Regions from separate parts of the Homo sapiens genome. Here region 1 is linked to region 2. Evidence: chromatin loops called from intact Hi-C (ENCODE). Cell type or tissue: PC-9. All regions are shown on one strand. Links, peaks and the distances in the headings refer to the core of each region. The heading gives the core; the rest is flanking DNA.

Evidence for each region. Hi-C counts contacts between places; a loop is a spot of excess contacts. Peaks named below come from ENCODE experiments on the same cell type or tissue, not always from the same donor. Only the 100,000 strongest peaks of a DNase experiment are listed, where the experiment ranks them.
Region 1: a loop joins it to region 2, with 3 times the contacts of the local background. A loop is called at or near these places in 2 of 110 quality-filtered maps.

What each region holds. Positions count from the first base shown.
Region 1 is chr20:3,780,717-3,786,546 of GRCh38, reverse strand. SPEF1 (sperm flagellar 1) reads left to right here and starts at 5,099. Exons shown (of 7, transcript NM_015417.5): 1 at 5,099-5,368. The coding sequence starts at 5,260. It overlaps CENPB (centromere protein B), which reads left to right. Exons shown (of 1, transcript NM_001810.6): 1 at 1-2,696. The coding sequence starts at 64. The coding sequence ends at 1,863. RefSeq lists enhancers at 1-400, 296-435, 401-1,111, 4,800-4,949, 4,911-5,205. In PC-9, for the core only: CTCF peaks have their summits at 4,687 and 4,887 (motif pointing right); a DNase peak (open chromatin) is centred at 5,046; H3K4me3 peaks cover 769 bases.
Region 2 is chr20:4,102,717-4,113,216 of GRCh38, reverse strand. No RefSeq gene overlaps it. Among named protein-coding and RNA genes, the nearest start is that of SMOX, 41 kb to the left of the region's middle. RefSeq lists enhancers at 2,356-2,920, 3,254-3,805, 3,806-4,358. In PC-9, for the core only: a CTCF peak has its summit at 4,396; a DNase peak (open chromatin) is centred at 4,396; H3K27ac peaks cover 891 bases.

The sequences.
Region 1 (5,830 bases), core at 3,331-5,830, 330 kb after region 2:
CCGGGCCCCCCGCCCCGGGGCGGCGGCGGCGGCGCCGGGCCCCGGGGCGGGGGGCGCGCCGGGATGGGCCCCAAGAGGCGACAGCTGACGTTCCGGGAGAAGTCACGGATCATCCAGGAGGTGGAGGAGAATCCGGACCTGCGCAAGGGCGAGATCGCGCGGCGCTTCAACATCCCGCCGTCCACGCTGAGCACGATCCTGAAGAACAAGCGCGCCATCCTGGCGTCGGAGCGCAAGTACGGGGTGGCCTCCACCTGCCGCAAGACCAACAAGCTGTCTCCCTACGACAAGCTCGAGGGCTTGCTCATCGCCTGGTTCCAGCAGATCCGCGCCGCCGGCCTGCCGGTCAAGGGCATCATCCTCAAGGAGAAGGCGCTGCGCATAGCCGAGGAGCTGGGCATGGACGACTTCACCGCCTCCAACGGCTGGCTGGACCGCTTCCGCCGGCGCCACGGCGTGGTGTCCTGCAGCGGCGTGGCCCGCGCCCGCGCGCGAAACGCTGCCCCCCGCACCCCGGCGGCGCCTGCCAGTCCGGCCGCGGTGCCCTCGGAGGGCAGTGGCGGGAGCACTACTGGTTGGCGCGCTCGGGAGGAGCAGCCGCCGTCGGTGGCCGAGGGCTACGCCTCGCAGGACGTGTTCAGCGCCACCGAGACCAGTCTATGGTACGACTTCCTGCCCGACCAGGCCGCGGGGCTGTGCGGAGGCGACGGACGGCCGCGTCAAGCCACCCAGCGCCTGAGCGTCCTGCTATGCGCCAATGCCGACGGCAGCGAGAAGCTGCCCCCGCTGGTGGCCGGCAAGTCGGCCAAGCCCCGCGCAGGCCAAGCCGGCCTGCCCTGCGACTACACCGCCAACTCCAAGGGTGGTGTCACCACCCAGGCCCTGGCCAAGTACTTGAAGGCCTTGGACACCCGAATGGCTGCAGAGTCTCGCCGGGTCCTGCTGTTGGCCGGCCGCTTGGCTGCCCAGTCCTTGGACACCTCGGGCCTGCGGCATGTGCAGCTGGCCTTCTTCCCTCCCGGCACCGTGCATCCGCTGGAGAGGGGAGTGGTCCAGCAGGTGAAGGGCCACTACCGCCAGGCCATGCTGCTCAAGGCCATGGCCGCGCTAGAGGGCCAGGATCCCTCAGGCCTGCAGCTGGGTCTCACGGAGGCCCTGCACTTTGTGGCTGCCGCCTGGCAGGCAGTGGAGCCTTCGGACATAGCCGCCTGCTTTCGTGAGGCTGGCTTTGGGGGTGGCCCTAATGCCACCATCACCACTTCCCTCAAGAGTGAGGGAGAGGAAGAGGAGGAGGAGGAGGAAGAAGAGGAGGAGGAAGAGGGTGAAGGAGAGGAAGAGGAGGAGGAAGGGGAGGAGGAGGAGGAGGAAGGGGGGGAAGGAGAGGAATTGGGGGAGGAAGAGGAGGTGGAGGAGGAGGGTGATGTTGATAGTGATGAAGAAGAGGAGGAAGATGAGGAGAGCTCCTCGGAGGGCTTGGAGGCTGAGGACTGGGCCCAGGGAGTAGTGGAGGCCGGTGGCAGCTTCGGGGCTTATGGTGCCCAGGAGGAAGCCCAGTGCCCTACTCTGCATTTCCTGGAAGGTGGGGAGGACTCTGATTCAGACAGTGAGGAAGAGGACGATGAGGAAGAGGATGATGAAGATGAAGACGACGATGATGATGAGGAGGATGGTGATGAGGTGCCTGTACCCAGCTTTGGGGAGGCCATGGCTTACTTTGCCATGGTCAAGAGGTACCTGACCTCCTTCCCCATTGATGACCGCGTGCAGAGCCACATCCTCCACTTGGAACACGATCTGGTTCATGTGACCAGGAAGAACCACGCCAGGCAGGCGGGAGTTCGAGGTCTTGGACATCAAAGCTGAGTCACTGGACCTAGCTGTGCCCCCAACCTAGATTGGCAGCACCACCCCAGGGCAGAGGACTCTCTGGGCACCCGCTGTGCATGGAGCCAGAGTGCAGAGCCCCAGATCCTTTAGTAATGCTTCCCCTGGTCCTGCAACAGGCCCGGTCACCTCGGCCGGGCCCGGGGCTGAGGTCAGCCTCACTGCCTGCTTATTGCCTCTTTCTCAGAATCCTCTTTCCTCCCCATTTGGCCCTGGGCTCAGGGGACCAGGTGGGGCGGGTGGGGAGCTGTCCGGTGCTACCACACCGTGCCCTCAGTGGACTAACCACAGCAGCAGCCAGGGATGGGCCCTGGAGGTTCCCGGCCGGAGAGTGCCTCTCCCCTCTGCCATCCACGTCAGGTCTTTGGTGGGGGGACCCCAAAGCCATTCTGGGAAGGGCTCCAGAAGAAGGTCCAGCCTAGGCCCCCTGCAAGGCTGGCAGCCCCCACCCCCACCCCCCAGGCCGCCTTGAGAAGCACAGTTTAACTCACTGCGGGCTCCTGAGCCTGCTTCTGCCTGCTTTCCACCTCCCCAGTCCCTTTCTCTGGCCCTGTCCATGTGACTTTGGCCCTTGGTTTTCTTTCCAGATTGGAGGTTTCCAAGAGGCCCCCCACCGTGGAAGTAACCAAGGGCGCTTCCTTGTGGGCAGCTGCAGGCCCCATGCCTCTCCTCCCTCTCTGGCAGGGCCCCATCCTGGGCAGAGGGGCCTGGGGCTGGGCCCAGAGTCCAGCCGTCCAGCTGCTCCTTTCCCAGTTTGATTTCAATAAATCTGTCCACTCCCCTTTTGTGGGGGTGAACGTTTTAACAGCCAAGGGTGCATCCTTCATGGTCTGGGCTTGCGTCTGTCTTGGGGGACTTATTCGTCCTGGCTCTCTTTGGTCCTTGCTCTGGTGGGACATGGAGGCAAGTGTTGAGAGGGTTGCCCTGACCGGAAGAGGGGCAGGAGGAGACCTCAAGCTTGGGGTCACTTGGCTGGGGCAGGAGGGAGCCATCAGTCTCTGGGGGCAAATCAATATGCACGTGGGGACTAGGCCTACCGAGGCTGGTTTGAAGGCCTTTGCAGGAGTGGGGTCAGGACAGAAAGAAAGGAGTGTTGGGGCAGCTTCTGGGGTCCAGATTGGAGTTTGGAGGGGCATATAGGTCACCCTTTGGTTTACCTTTGGTGCCTTAAGAGGGAGCCCTTTAGGCCTTTCAGTGATTGGCATATCCAAGCCTGGTGGCCACCTCTAGGCACAGTGGCAGGAGGAAGGTGAAATTGCTAGGAACAGGTTGCACCCCCAAGAGGCAGAGGATGGTTGGTAACTCCCTGTGCAGTGCCTTCCAGGGGGCCCCCAGTACAAAGGTGAGGTCAGGTCCCTTTGCTGATCCTACCCTTTTTCCTTTCAGAGCCAGCCCCTCCCTCCCTACCCCTCCTCACTGAGGCCCTCAGGCCCCAGCAGTTCCAACCAAGGGAGGGCCTGGGCTTGAGCATGGCTGGCAGCTCTGGGCCCCAAACCGGTTTTCCCACCTCACCTGAGGCTGGCACATCACTTCTGTGTTTCCTTCCCATCCCCGGCCCACCTTTACCACCAAGTTTCTCCTCTCCAACACTGGGAATGTTAATGGGGGAGTATCCAGTTCATCTCTTGTCCCTGGCCTGCCCTGGTTATGGCCCCTTATGGAAAATCAAGACCACTATATATGACTTTAAAACAAGAAATGGGGGTGACTTCCACTCTTGGCCTCTACTTCTGGCATTCAGGAATCCCCTCCAGGCCTTGAGGGCTTTGAAGTGACAACAAAAAGTAGTTGGGATCCCCCTTGCCACCACCTTCCCTCCCGAAATCCGAGCCCTGGAGTTGGAGACCAGAAGGCCACAAGGAAGCCCCACCTGCTCTCGAGTGAGCAGGAGGAGCATTGCCTGCTTGCCCAGGTGCTCCTGTTTAACCCAGCTACCTCACCGCAGGTTCCAACAAGACGAATTACTTCCATTTGTCTCCTGCGAAAAAGAACAGTTCTTGCTGGAACTGAGACTGTCTCATTAATGATAGTACCAGCTGATACTAATAGGGCCCCTGCTCTGTGCTAAATGCTTTAGATGCTCACAAAGCCCCTATAAGGTAGGTAAAGCCATGAGAAACCAGGCAGCGGTCCGGTCAGGTGCCCAAGGCCATGCCGTTAGTCAAACTCTCTTCTCATCCTGACTCTAGAAGTACCTCTTCACTAAGGAGGGACCCATATTCCTAACCCCCTTATGGGTACTGCAATGAATTTGTTTCTTTCTTTTCTTTTCTTTCTTTTTTTTTTTTTTTTGAGATGGAGTCCCGCTCTGTCGCCTAGGCTGGAGTGCAATAGCATGATCTTGGCTCACCAACCTTTGACTCCCGGGTTCAAGCGATTCTCTTGCCTCAGCCTCCTCAGTGGCTGGGATTACAGGCATCCACCACCACACATGGCTAACTTTTTTTTGTATTTTCAGTAGAGACGGGGCGAAAGCCATGTTGGCCAGGCTGGTCTCGAACTCCTGACCTCAGGTGATCTGCCCGCCTCGGCCTCCCAAAGTGCTGGGATTACAGGCATGAGCCACTGTGCCCTGCCTGAAATGAATTTCTAATCCATGGAAGAATAGCTCATTGACGGGTGATGAGGGGTTTGGGACAAATAAGTGAGAACCATCGTCATTTCACAAAGGAGGAAATAGAGTTAAGAAGTTAAATGACCTGCCAAGGTACTGGCCTTGAACTCTGGTGTTCTCCCTGGGAGTCTGGGTTACCTATTAAATACCCCACTAGAACACTGCTGGGAAGGGCGAGTGGCAATGGCCCCATGAGCATAGAGTTTTTGGAGAGGGACGAAGCAGGAAGCAGTTGTATCACGCAATCCATTTGGGTGGCAGATTATCAACAACGCACCCCCAAATAAAGCTGACCAACACTGGAGTGCTCCCTTCACTTGGGACTAAAGGGCTGAAGGGCCAAGAAGGGGGATCCCCACCCTAGGGGTGCAGATGCAGGAATTCTGGGGTCCTGGTTGGCTTTGGCTGGTCCCAAAATGGATGAGTGGCTGGTCACTAGGTGGCGTGGGCACAGAAGTGATGCTTTCTTGGGAAGAAGACAAGGGCAGCTAACCGCCTTTTCAAAGCTCGGGCCTGAGAGGAGGTAGCGGGGAGGGGATAAAACTACAACTCCCAGAAGTCTTTGTACCCAGGAGAGTCGGGAATGGTTTCCATGGTTTCAGAAAACAATATGGCCGCTCCCAGCTGGGACGTGAGTCTCTGGATTAGGCAGGCAGAGGCAGTTATGGGCTTCTGCAGTGGCGAGAAAGGAAGCGCCTGAAGGGTCGTGAGGCTGGGGCGGGACCCGGCACCGCTGGGGCGGCCAGGCCGTGAGGACGCCAATGGCGAGCAGCGTGGACGAGGAGGCGCTGCACCAGCTGTACCTGTGGGTAGACAACATCCCTCTGTCCCGGCCCAAGCGAAACCTCTCCCGGGACTTTAGCGATGGAGGTGTGTGCCCTTGTGTGTCTGCATGTTCTGTCCTGTATGTTCGTGTGTAACGGGTCTCTGTGCAAACTCTTTGTGTTTGTGTGCTTGTGGGAGTGGGGAGGAATCTGCCTCCTGGGACTTCAAATTTTAGATGTGTGTGCTTGTTTTCTATTTGCATCTGTGTGTGAACGATGTGTGTCCATATATGTATGTCTACATGTTCTATCCTGTGTGCATGTTGGGGGGGGTGCCTCTAACTCCCTCCAGGGACATTAATGATTAAGATATGTGTCTGCATATGTATTTATGCATTTCTGTATGTGCTCACTCATTGCTATGTGTTCTATGTCTTCTGGGAGTCTGAGCATGTGTGTGTTCATATGTGTTGACATGTTTAGTCTTGTATTTGGGGGGGTCTTGTGTGCATGTGTTTCTTTGTGATTGTGAAGGTGTTTGTGTTTCTAGGAATGTCTCCTGGGATCT
Region 2 (10,500 bases), core at 3,444-5,943:
TGAGAATCAGAATCACCCGGCAGACTTCTTAAACCACACATTGCTGGGGGCACCCCGAGAGTTTCTGATTCAGCAGGTATAGAATGCGGCCCGAAAATTTGCATTTCTAACCAGTTCCCAAGTAATTGCTGGTTCTGTTGGTCTGGAGCTCACATTTTGAAAACCACAGCTCTAAGCATATGGGACCGGTAATTTCCACCAATTAAAGGCTGAGTTATGAGCACAGATGGGAATTTCCTGATAAAATCATTGTTAAAATGATGTGCTGAAGCCTCCTGTACACTGATTTGAGGCAGAGATAGGGCCCAAAGAAATAAAGAACTGGCTTAAGCAAAAAGGGAATTCATTGGTTCATAAAACTTAAAGGCTCCAAGGCAGCAGCTTCAGGAATGGTTCGATCGAGGCTCAAATAATGTCTCTCCATCTCCCAGCCTTGCCTCTTTCAGGTTGGCTCCTGTCCCAGATTTGAAAGGGTGGCGCAGCTCCAGACCTCACTTCCTCTCTGCAGGTCCAGCAAGAAACAGCCTTTTCTAGGTTAGTCAAGTTCCAGAATTAGTTTTGGGTAAGCCTAACTGGCTGATTGGCTTAGGTGGAGGTCACAGGTGCCTCCCGTGAGCAAGCCAGGAATGGAGAAGAAGGCTTAGCTGCCACAGCATTGGGCTCTGACCCTGGCTGGGAGCCAGAGACTTCCCCAAATGAAGAAGAGAGCAGCAGGAAAGCCCTGGCTACACACCCTGGAGCAATTGGTTATCAGACTCTGAAAGCCAGATTTGAGTCAGCCATGTTCCTGACCTCCATACCACACCAACGGCTCCCAGGAAATGGTACTAACATTCAGCCCCATTCACAGCTAAAGTAGGGCAGAAAGGCATGGCTATTTGTGAGAAGCCCAAGGCCCCGAGAGCTGAAGGGACATGTCCATTGACACAACTCATTAAAAGCAGTCCCAGATTTGAGCCCAAGCCTCCTGACCAATGCCCTGGGTGGTGCTCCAGGAAGACTATCACAAGCAGGGAGGGGCCTCACTCCTAGCAGCAGGTCAGTGGAGCAAAGTTTCAGGGACTCTCATCCCAGCCAGGGTTCTTCCTTTTGCAAAGAAAGGAACACTGCGTGAAGTGGCTTCAGCAAAAAGAGAATTCACTGGTTCATAAAACTTAAAGGCGCCAAGGCAGCAGCTTCAGGAATGGTTCAATCAAGGCTCAAATGATGTCTCCCCATCTCCCAGCCTTGCCTCTTTCAGGTTGGCTCCTGTCTTAGATTTAAAAGGGTGGCACAGCTTCAGACCTCACTTCCTCTCTGCAGGTCCAGCAAGAAACAGCCTCTTCTAGGTTAGTCAAGTTCCAGAATCAGCTTTGGGTAAGCCTGACTGGCTGACTGGCTTAGGCAGAGGTCACAGGTGCCTCCCCTGAGTAGGGAAGGAGGACAAGCTCCCTAAGGGAAAATCTGCTGCCAGGAAAAGATAGAGGGAAGGTTGACCAGCAGAGCCAGCGGATGTCCCCCTCAGAGAATGCTGCCTACTTGTCGGCTTGCCTGGTTGCCTGGTTATCTAGTTGTTTGGTTGCCTGTCGTCTGGTTATCTGGTTGCCTAGTTGTCTAATTGTATACTTGTCTGGTTACCTAGTTACCTGGTCACCGGGGGCCTGTGTGGGGATGAGCCTCTCTGGCTGACTGTCTTACCTCCATCAAGCCCCGAAGCTGAAGGAGAAAAAGACACAATGTGTAGGCCCCTGGTGCCCAATTCCCTGAGGATGGAGTACCCGGTGGGTGTGTTTGGGGGGCCTGGGGGAGGGTCCCCACTTCTTCTGTGGTGTTCTCCAAGGAGATTGGGAGTGGGCTCTGGCCTGAGTTCCTGGACATCTGGTCCCTGACCTGGCTGTCCCAAGGGATTGAGGGCTACAAAGATAGATCAGGGGTACAACATAGAGCAAAGATCTTTCTACCAGTCAGGGACCCGGAAGGAAATAGTTACAAATTCAAATTCGGATAATTCTGGGAGAGTTTAATAAAGGAACCATTCACAAAGGATGGTCAGGGTATTGGGAGATCTCAAGGGAGGGAACAGTAGTGACAGCTGGAATCTGTGACCACCCAAGGCCTGGCAGTCCAAGGGGAGGGAGCTGCTAGCGGGGAGGGTTAGAACCCAGAGGCAGAAAGGGCTGAGCGGGGAGAGCTGCCTGACAAGCAGCTGGCACCTGGGGCAGGGACACAGCCAGGCTACAGCAGCCCCAGGAGGGAGCTGGCGGGTAAATGCCCACCTCTCTCACTCCTCCCTCTCTTCCATTGGTCATACCCAACCAGAAGCAAAAGCACAGGTAGCCCACAGAGGCAGCCACCCAGCTCAGCCTTGTGGGGCACAGGGCGATGGAGAAGACAGTGGATCTGGAGAGCCTAGAACAGCCCCAAGCACGGGAAGTCTGTCTGGGGGTGCTCCTGGGGCTGCTAGGAGCTAAATCCAAAGATCTGGTGGTTGTTCAGGAAACAGGAAAAGGACCCCTCAGGATCAGGCCCACATGCCAGAGCGAGTCCCTCAGCAGGCAAGGCAAACACTGCAATAGAGTAAGGACAAGCTCAGGGCCAGCCAGGCCATAGGCAGAAAATGCCCCATCAACTGCCAGGACTCCAGGGGCCTGGAGAACCCAGAGGAATTTCAGGAGGCCCTGAAGTTAGGCCAGCTGGACAGAGGGCCCTGAGCTTCACCCATCTCCGAAAACAACAATTGTCCTGAGCTGAGTAAAGAGGCTCGTTTTGTCTTTGTGTCCTTGATCTGGGCAGCTCCAGGGCTCCTCACTGGTGCAAGGAAAGGAGGTGATCCTGTCTCGCTAAGAGCTCAGGCTGCAGGCAGAGCTGGCTTCAAGAGTGCACAGCCTGTGCAGCAGTGCAGGGCCCCGTGCTTAGTTGAATTCTCTTCTGTTGTTGCCTTGAAATTCTTCCTAACTTTTGGACGAGGAGCCCTCCATTTTCATTTTGCACAGGGCTCTTTGCCAGTCCTGACTGCAGCTTGCCACCTATTTCAATACGAGGAAATGGGAGAGGGCAATGCTGAAGCCAGGGGTTTCATGCACAGACAGTATGACAGTCTGGCAGGGAGATATTTAGGCTGGTTGGGCGGGGGGCATTTTTGGAGCCCCTTACATCAAGTCACATAGATAAATGCCTACTGCATCCAAGGGCCAGATTAGCCCCACACAGAACATGAAGATAAAGGGCAGAGAAACCCCCAGGAAGCAACCACAAGAAAGAGTGGGGTCCTGATGACAGTGACTTTGGACAAGGTCTATGCCCCTCACCCACCCACCCAGGAAAGTGCAGGTCCCTCTGGCCCTGCAGGCTGCAGGCTGAGGGGCTGAGTCACCTCCAGGTCCCCAGCTTGAGATGGTCCAGGTTCTCAGAGGCTATGAAGAACTCACTGCCCTGCCAAGGTGCCAGGGTTACTGGCAGCCCCAGGCTCCTGGTGTCCTCTTACATCCTATGACATCAATTCAGGCGTCTCAGGTGCCGGCCTGGGTGGCAGAGCAGAGAGCCACCATGTGAGCCAGGCCCACGTCTTTCATCTACTGCCCAGTATTCCTGATACGGCTACTCCTGTGGGTAGGCGAGTTACAGAGACAGCACCCCAACAGCACCCCAACATCTGAGGCCCCCTTCTACGCAGGGTACTAACAAGGCCTCCCAACAGTGCCATGAGGTAGGCATTATTATCATCCCCAATTTACAGAGATTTATGGCCCTGGTACCACAGTGGATACCAGCAGCCAGAGAAAGCCCCAGGCAAAGACACACAGGTTCTGGCAGATGGAAGCCACGAAGTCAGAGGATTGGTGGGACTCAGACAGCACCTACTACACCCGGCACGGAGATGGGCCTGTGGGCAACTGCCTCTTGCACTTGGCAGTGCAGATGGGGAAGCAGAGTTGCTGCATATCAGGCACCTACTGTTTGCATGATCCTAGGCTAAAATCTCTTTATACATGAGGTCTCCGACTCTCATAACCGCCCCATGAGAAAAGTCTTATTAACTGCTCCCATTTCATAGATGAGGGGCTCAAAATGATGTATCTTGCCCACATCACGCCCAGACGGTAAATGGCAGGGCTGAAATTCGAACCCAGGTGGGTCCGACCCCAGGGAACGTACAGAGACAGAGAGAGAGGAGCCCGTGCAAGATGCACCTGGCAGGAGATACTGCTCAGCAAATGAAGGACCTTTCATGTCCTAGGGAGCTGCTGAAGAATTCTGAACCAGTGACACCATCAGGTATGAGGTTTCCAGAGGTCATGCAGGGTATGTGGGGAGAACTGAAGGGGGCTTACAGCAACACTGGAGGCCGGAAGGGCAGTGAGAGGCTTTTGCAATTTGCGGGTGCTTTTCATCAGCCATGGTTACCTTGTGGTCCTGTGCTGTCCCCAAGCGGTAGTTCGGCAGAATTGATTCCTTCACTGAGGACCTTCTTGTTCAGCCTGGAGCACGCATTAGAATCAGCGGGAGGGTTTATTAACACAGAGGTATGGGGTGGGCCCAAGAATGTGCCTTTCTAACGAGTTTCCAGGTGATGCTGATGGTCTGGAGACCACAGTTTGAAAACCACAGGCTTAATTGCTTTCAAGGGGCCACGCAATCAGGCTGCCTCGTGGGGAGAAGGCGGTTACAGAGGATCCTGGCCTCAGAGCTGTGACCTCAGAAGGGAGGCGCCTGAAGCAAGTAGGGAAGGCTTCTGAGGGCATGGGGTCCGAGAACCATTAGGACTCAAAGGAGCCAAATTTCAGGGGAGGCAGGAGCTTGGGGAAACCTGTAAAGTGGCTGCCCCGCTTTCATACGTCATTTCTGCATCTTAAACAATAGAAAGCAGGCTGGGTGCCAGGCGCAGTAGCTCATGCCTGTAATCCCAGCACTTTGGGAGGCCAAGGCAGTGGATCACTTGAGGTCAGGAGTTCGAGACCAGCCTGGCCAACATGGTGAAACCCCGTTTCTACTAAAAATACAAAATTTAGCTGGGCATGGTGGCACGTGCCTGTCATCCCAGCTACTCAGGAGGCTGAAACAGGAGAATCACTTGAGGGAGGCGGAGGTTGCAGTGAGCTGTGATCACGCCACTGTACTCCAGACTGGGTGACAGAGCAAGACTCTATCAGAAAGAATGAGAGAGAGAGAGAGAGAGAGAGAAAGGAAGAAAACAAACAGGCTGGGTTTGGTGGTGCACGCCTGCAATCTTAGCGACTCAGGAGACCAAGCAGGAGGATCGCTTGAGGACATGAGTTCGAAGCTGCAGTGAGCTATGGTCATGCCACTGCACTCTAGCCTGGGTGACAGAGCAAGATGCTGTCTCTAAATAACAATAATAGTAGTAGTAAAAAGCATTTTCTATTAGTGTTCTAAGCACTTTACGTGTCTTAATTCAATCAACTCTACAAGTTTGCGAAGGAATAAATTCTGATATTATCCTCCAGTTAGGGGCTGATTTATGTCCCCCTCCAAATTCATGTATTGGAGTCCTGACCCCAGTCCCTCAGAATGTGACTGTATTGGAAGATAGGGTCTTTGGAGAGGTAATTAAGATGAGGCTGCTAGGATGGGCCCTAATACAATATGACTGGTGTACTTCTAAGAAGAGGAAATTTGGACACAGACACAGACAGAGGGAAGATCCTGTGAGGACACAGGGAGAAGGTGGCCGCCTATCGGCCAAGGAGAAAGGCCTCCAACAAACCAGCCCTGAGACACCTTGAGCTCAGACTCCCAGCCTCCAGAACTGTGAGTAGATACATTTCTGTTGTTTAAGCAGTCCATTCTGTTGTACTGTGTTCTGGCAGCCCTAGCAAACTGATACACCCTCATGTTACAGGTAAGGAAACTGAGGCACACAGGGGTTAAATAATGGGCCCAGTTGCTTCTTGAACTCAAGTAGTCTGAGTAGTAATTAGTTCCCTCCCTGAGGGCTCTATAGATCTGGGGCCGACGTCTGGTTGAGACCCACACCAAACGCCACACAGTAAGAGTTGCTCCCCCAAGCCTAGCATCAGTCATAGCTTATGCTGCAACAAAGACACACAATTCAGTGGGACATAATTTAGGTCCAAGCCATGTTTTGTTTTGTTTTGTTTTGAGTCGGAGTCTCACTCTGTCGCCCAGGCTGGAGTACGATGGCATGATCTTGGCTCACTGCAACCTCCGCCTCCTGGGTTCAAGCAATTCTCCTGCCTCAGCCTTTCAAGTAGCTGGGATTACAGGCGCCTGCCACCAGGCCCGGCTAATTTTTGTATTTTTAATAGAGACGGGGTTTCACCGTATTGGTCAGGCTGGTCATGAAAACCTGACCTCGTTATCTGCCCACCTCAGCCTCCCAAAGTGCTGGGATTACAAGTGTGAGCCACCATGCCTGGCCCCAAGCCAAGGTTTTTTGTGGGTTTTTTCTTTCTTTTCTTTTTGAGACAGGGTCTCACTCTGTTGCCCAGGCTGGAGTGCAGTGGCATGATCTCAGCTCACTGTAGCCTCGATCTCCTGGGCTCAAGCAATCCTCTCACTTCAGCCTCTAGAGTAGCTGGGACTGCAGGCAAGCCACCATCCCTGGCTAATTTTTACATTTTTTGTGGAGTTGGGGTCTTGCCATCTTGCCCAGGCTGGTCTTGAACTCCTGGGCTCACCCAGCACTGGGAACTCCTGCCTCAGCCTTCCAAAGTGCTGGGATTACAGGTGTGAGCCACCATGGCTGGCCTTTTTTTGAGCCAGTAGGCGCTGTGCTGCTCCCAATCGTGAGTGAGTGAGTCTTGCTCTCAGCCCTTCTCCTCTGCTGCCTTTCCCCCGCACCACCACAGAGCAAGAGCTTCTCAATCTCCTTGGACTATGAAGATGGTTAGCCAAACTCATCTTCTCTCCCTATGCGCTTCCTACTTCCATCCCCTCTGCCCCACTGCAGCGCCTGAGAGGGTTTTCTCTGGCCCTCTTCAGCCTCATCCCTCCCCTGCCTAAAGCCTTAAGGATGCAATATTTTTTTTTTTTTAAAGACAGAATCTCGCTTTATGCCCCATGCTGGAGTACAGTGGTGCAATCTCGGCTCACTGCAAACTCCGCCTCCCGGGTTCAAGTGCTTCTTCTGCCTCAGCCTCCCGAGTAGCTGGGATTACAGGCACCGACCACCATGCCCACCTAATTTTTGTATTTTTAGTAGAGACAGGGTTTCACCATGTTGGCCAGGCTGGTCTCAAACTCATGATATCAGGTGATCCACCCACCTCGGCCTCCTAAAGTGCTGGGATTACAGGCGTGAGCCACCGCGCCTGGCCAAGGTTGCAACTTTTAAATGCCCATTGCAGATGTCATGACACACACTCTTCGATACCCCAACACATGTGGTCATCCCACAGAGGCACAATGGACCCCAACAGTTGGCACAGCAAGCAGGGCATGTGGGCAGTGACCGTGATGGCAGGGGTCTCTCTTCCCTCGCTTTGGCTTGTGAACTGGCTCTGCTGCCTGCTGGCGACCTGCCCTCTGCGCCTCTGCCCGCTGATTCGTTTGTGTTTGGAGCTGTGCTGCTTTGTGCTGATTGGCCAAGTCCTCTGAGCGTCTGTTACAGATTTTACCAGGGCAAGCTGGAAGTTTCAGTAATTGGTGTTTAGGGACAGAAGTATGGGATTGGAGCCCTCTTTAACGTGGCTCTGGGTCATGGACCTTGGCATGGCCCTATCTGTGTGTCTCACTGAATTGTGTGGTTCCAGCATAAGCTATGGCTGATGCTGGGCTCAGCGGAGCAACTCTTACTGTGGGGCCTTTGGCTGTGAGTCTCAACCAGACATTGGACCCGAATCTGCAGAGCACTCAGGGGAACTAGTAACACCTTGTGCAGTATTTCCACCCAATGATGGTCACTCATGGGGTGCAGGAGCTGTCACCATGTGGCCTGCTGAGGTCCACACCCCTAAAAGGTGATGGCTTTCCAAGTGCCACCTGCTGCTGCTGCTGCTACCTGTGCCTCTCTCACACCAAAGACCCTGATCCCCAGGGTTATAAGAAAAAGACATCCATGACATCCCATGGACAGACTCCTGTGAAAAAGGCCTGAATGCTTTATCTCAGCCCCTCCTAAGGGGTTAGAGGATACCCTGGCCCTATTGGACAGCTGTAAAATGGACCAACAAAGATTCTGGGGTCAGCTGAGTGCCACAACTTATCAACACGCAACAGGGCTGCTCTGCCCCCGTGAAGTCTGTGTCCCTTAGCCAACAAGGTAACCACTGCCCTGGAGGAGGCGCGCCCTGACCATGCTAATGTGAGACCCTCTGAAGGATGAAGCTTACAAATATGGCAAAGATGGAGGGGACCTGCCTCAAACCACAGTGAGTAACCACCTCCCTCCAGATACCTGGATACAGGGGGAGAAAACAAAAAACCAAGGTCCACAGTTGGGGATGACCCAAGTAGAAATCCAAAATAATTTTTTGGTTTTTGAGACAGCGTCTCGCTCTGTCACCTAGGCTGGAGTGCAGTGGCACAATCTTGGCTCACTGCAACCTCCGCCTCCCGGGTTCAAGCAATTCTCCTGCCTCAGCCTCCGAAGTTGCTGGGACTACAGGCGGGAGCCACCGCGCCCAGCTAATGTTTGTATTTTTAGTAGAGATGGAGGTTTGCCATGTTGACCAGGCTGGTCTCAAACTCCTGGCCTCAGGTGATCCACCCACCTCGGCCTCCCAAAGTGTTGGGGTTACAGGCGTGAGCCACCGCGCCCAGCCGGGAATCCAAAATTTACTGAAAGAATTTATACAACAAAAACATGAAAGGGTGCCGAATGGCTTTTGCGCCTCTACAACATGAGTTTTGAATTAAGTTCAACATCTGCTGAAATGTACCAATTGGGAAAATGTCATTTTCTTAATCCTGGGGCTCAAATTACAGTTATACCAGTGATCCCACTAAATTAAGACAAGGTACCCTTTGTAATCTTAGGGAAGTTACTAAATATGACAGGAGAAACAGGTATGCCTCGCCTTAACCATCTGAACTATTGCCTTGCCTAAATTCCCTGTAGTCATAGCACCCATTATTCTAAAATGTCCTATAATGGGCATGGACTCTCTGATCCAATGACTAATACATTAAAATTCATTTAAGTCTTTGGCACTTAACAATCAGGTTGACAAAATGGGACCCCATGGACCCACCTCTTCCTTTTCATTTAAAATAGTTAATGTGGCCCAACATAAATTAAAGCAGGGCCTTCAAGGATTAAAACTCATTATACAAGATTTATTCAGAAAAGGGGTGATTATCCACACTGTTTCTCCATTTAATAGCCTGTTTGTGAACCTGGAAAGGATGAGTGGTGCCTCACAGTGAATTACCACAATACTTTTTTTTTTTTTTTTTTTTTTGAGACAGGGTCTCGCTCTGACGCCCAGGCTGGAGTGCAGTGGTGCAATCTTGGCTCACTGCAACCTCCGCCTCCTGGGTTCAAGTGATTCTCCTGCCTCAGCCTCCTGAGCTGGGATTACAGGTGCCTGCCACGACACCCAGCTAATTTTTGTATTTTTAGTAGAGACGGGGTTTCACCATGTTGATCAGGCTGGTCTCAAACTCCTAACCTCAAGTGATCCACTCACCTCGGCCTCCCAAAGTGCTGGGATTACAGGCTTGAGCCACCGAGCCCAGCCCTTTGCCCATTTTTAAAATTGGGTTGTTTGTCTTTTTGTTGTTGGGTTGTAGGTGTTCTTTATATATTCAGGATATTACAACCTAATCAAATATGATTTACAGATATTTTCTACCATTCTGTCAGTTGTCTTTTTACTCTGCAATAGTACCCATTCTTGATGGGGCTATTTTTTTTTTATTATTGAACTGAAAAAGTTCTTTAGAGGACTTGTCTAGAGACAAGTCCATCATCGGATATATGAATTGCAAAAAAAAATTTTTTTATTCTGTAGGCTGTGTCTTCACTTGCTCCTGGTGTCCTTTGAAGCACAAACATTTTTAATTTTGACAATGAATACTGGGCTCTTGGAAAAGATGTTTAACAGAACTTTCACCTCCTTTATTGGCCTCAGACTCAAGGTCTCATAGGGCACCATAATGGTTCACTTAAACAAGTTCAAATGAAATCAAATGAAACATGGCACCTTTCAGTCAGCAGTCGAGCATCGGGGTGAACTGTAATGAGTCTGACTCCATTTTTTTTTTTTTTTTTTTTTGAGACGGAGTTTCACTCTTGTTGCCCAGGCTGCAGTGCAATGGCACGATCTCGGCTCACTGCAACCTCCCCCTCCCAGCTTCAAGTGATTCTCCCACCGCAGCCTCCCAAGTAGCTGGGATTACAGGCATGCGCCACCACGTCCGGCTAATTTTGTATTTTTAGTAGACACGGGGTTTCTCCATGTTGGTCAGGCTGGTCTCGAAATCCTGACCTCAGGTGATCCTCCCAACCCGGCCTCCTAGAGTGCTGGGATGACAGGCGTAAGCCACCGCGCCCAGCCAATTCTGACTCCATTTTTGATGATTAACTGCTGACAGCTG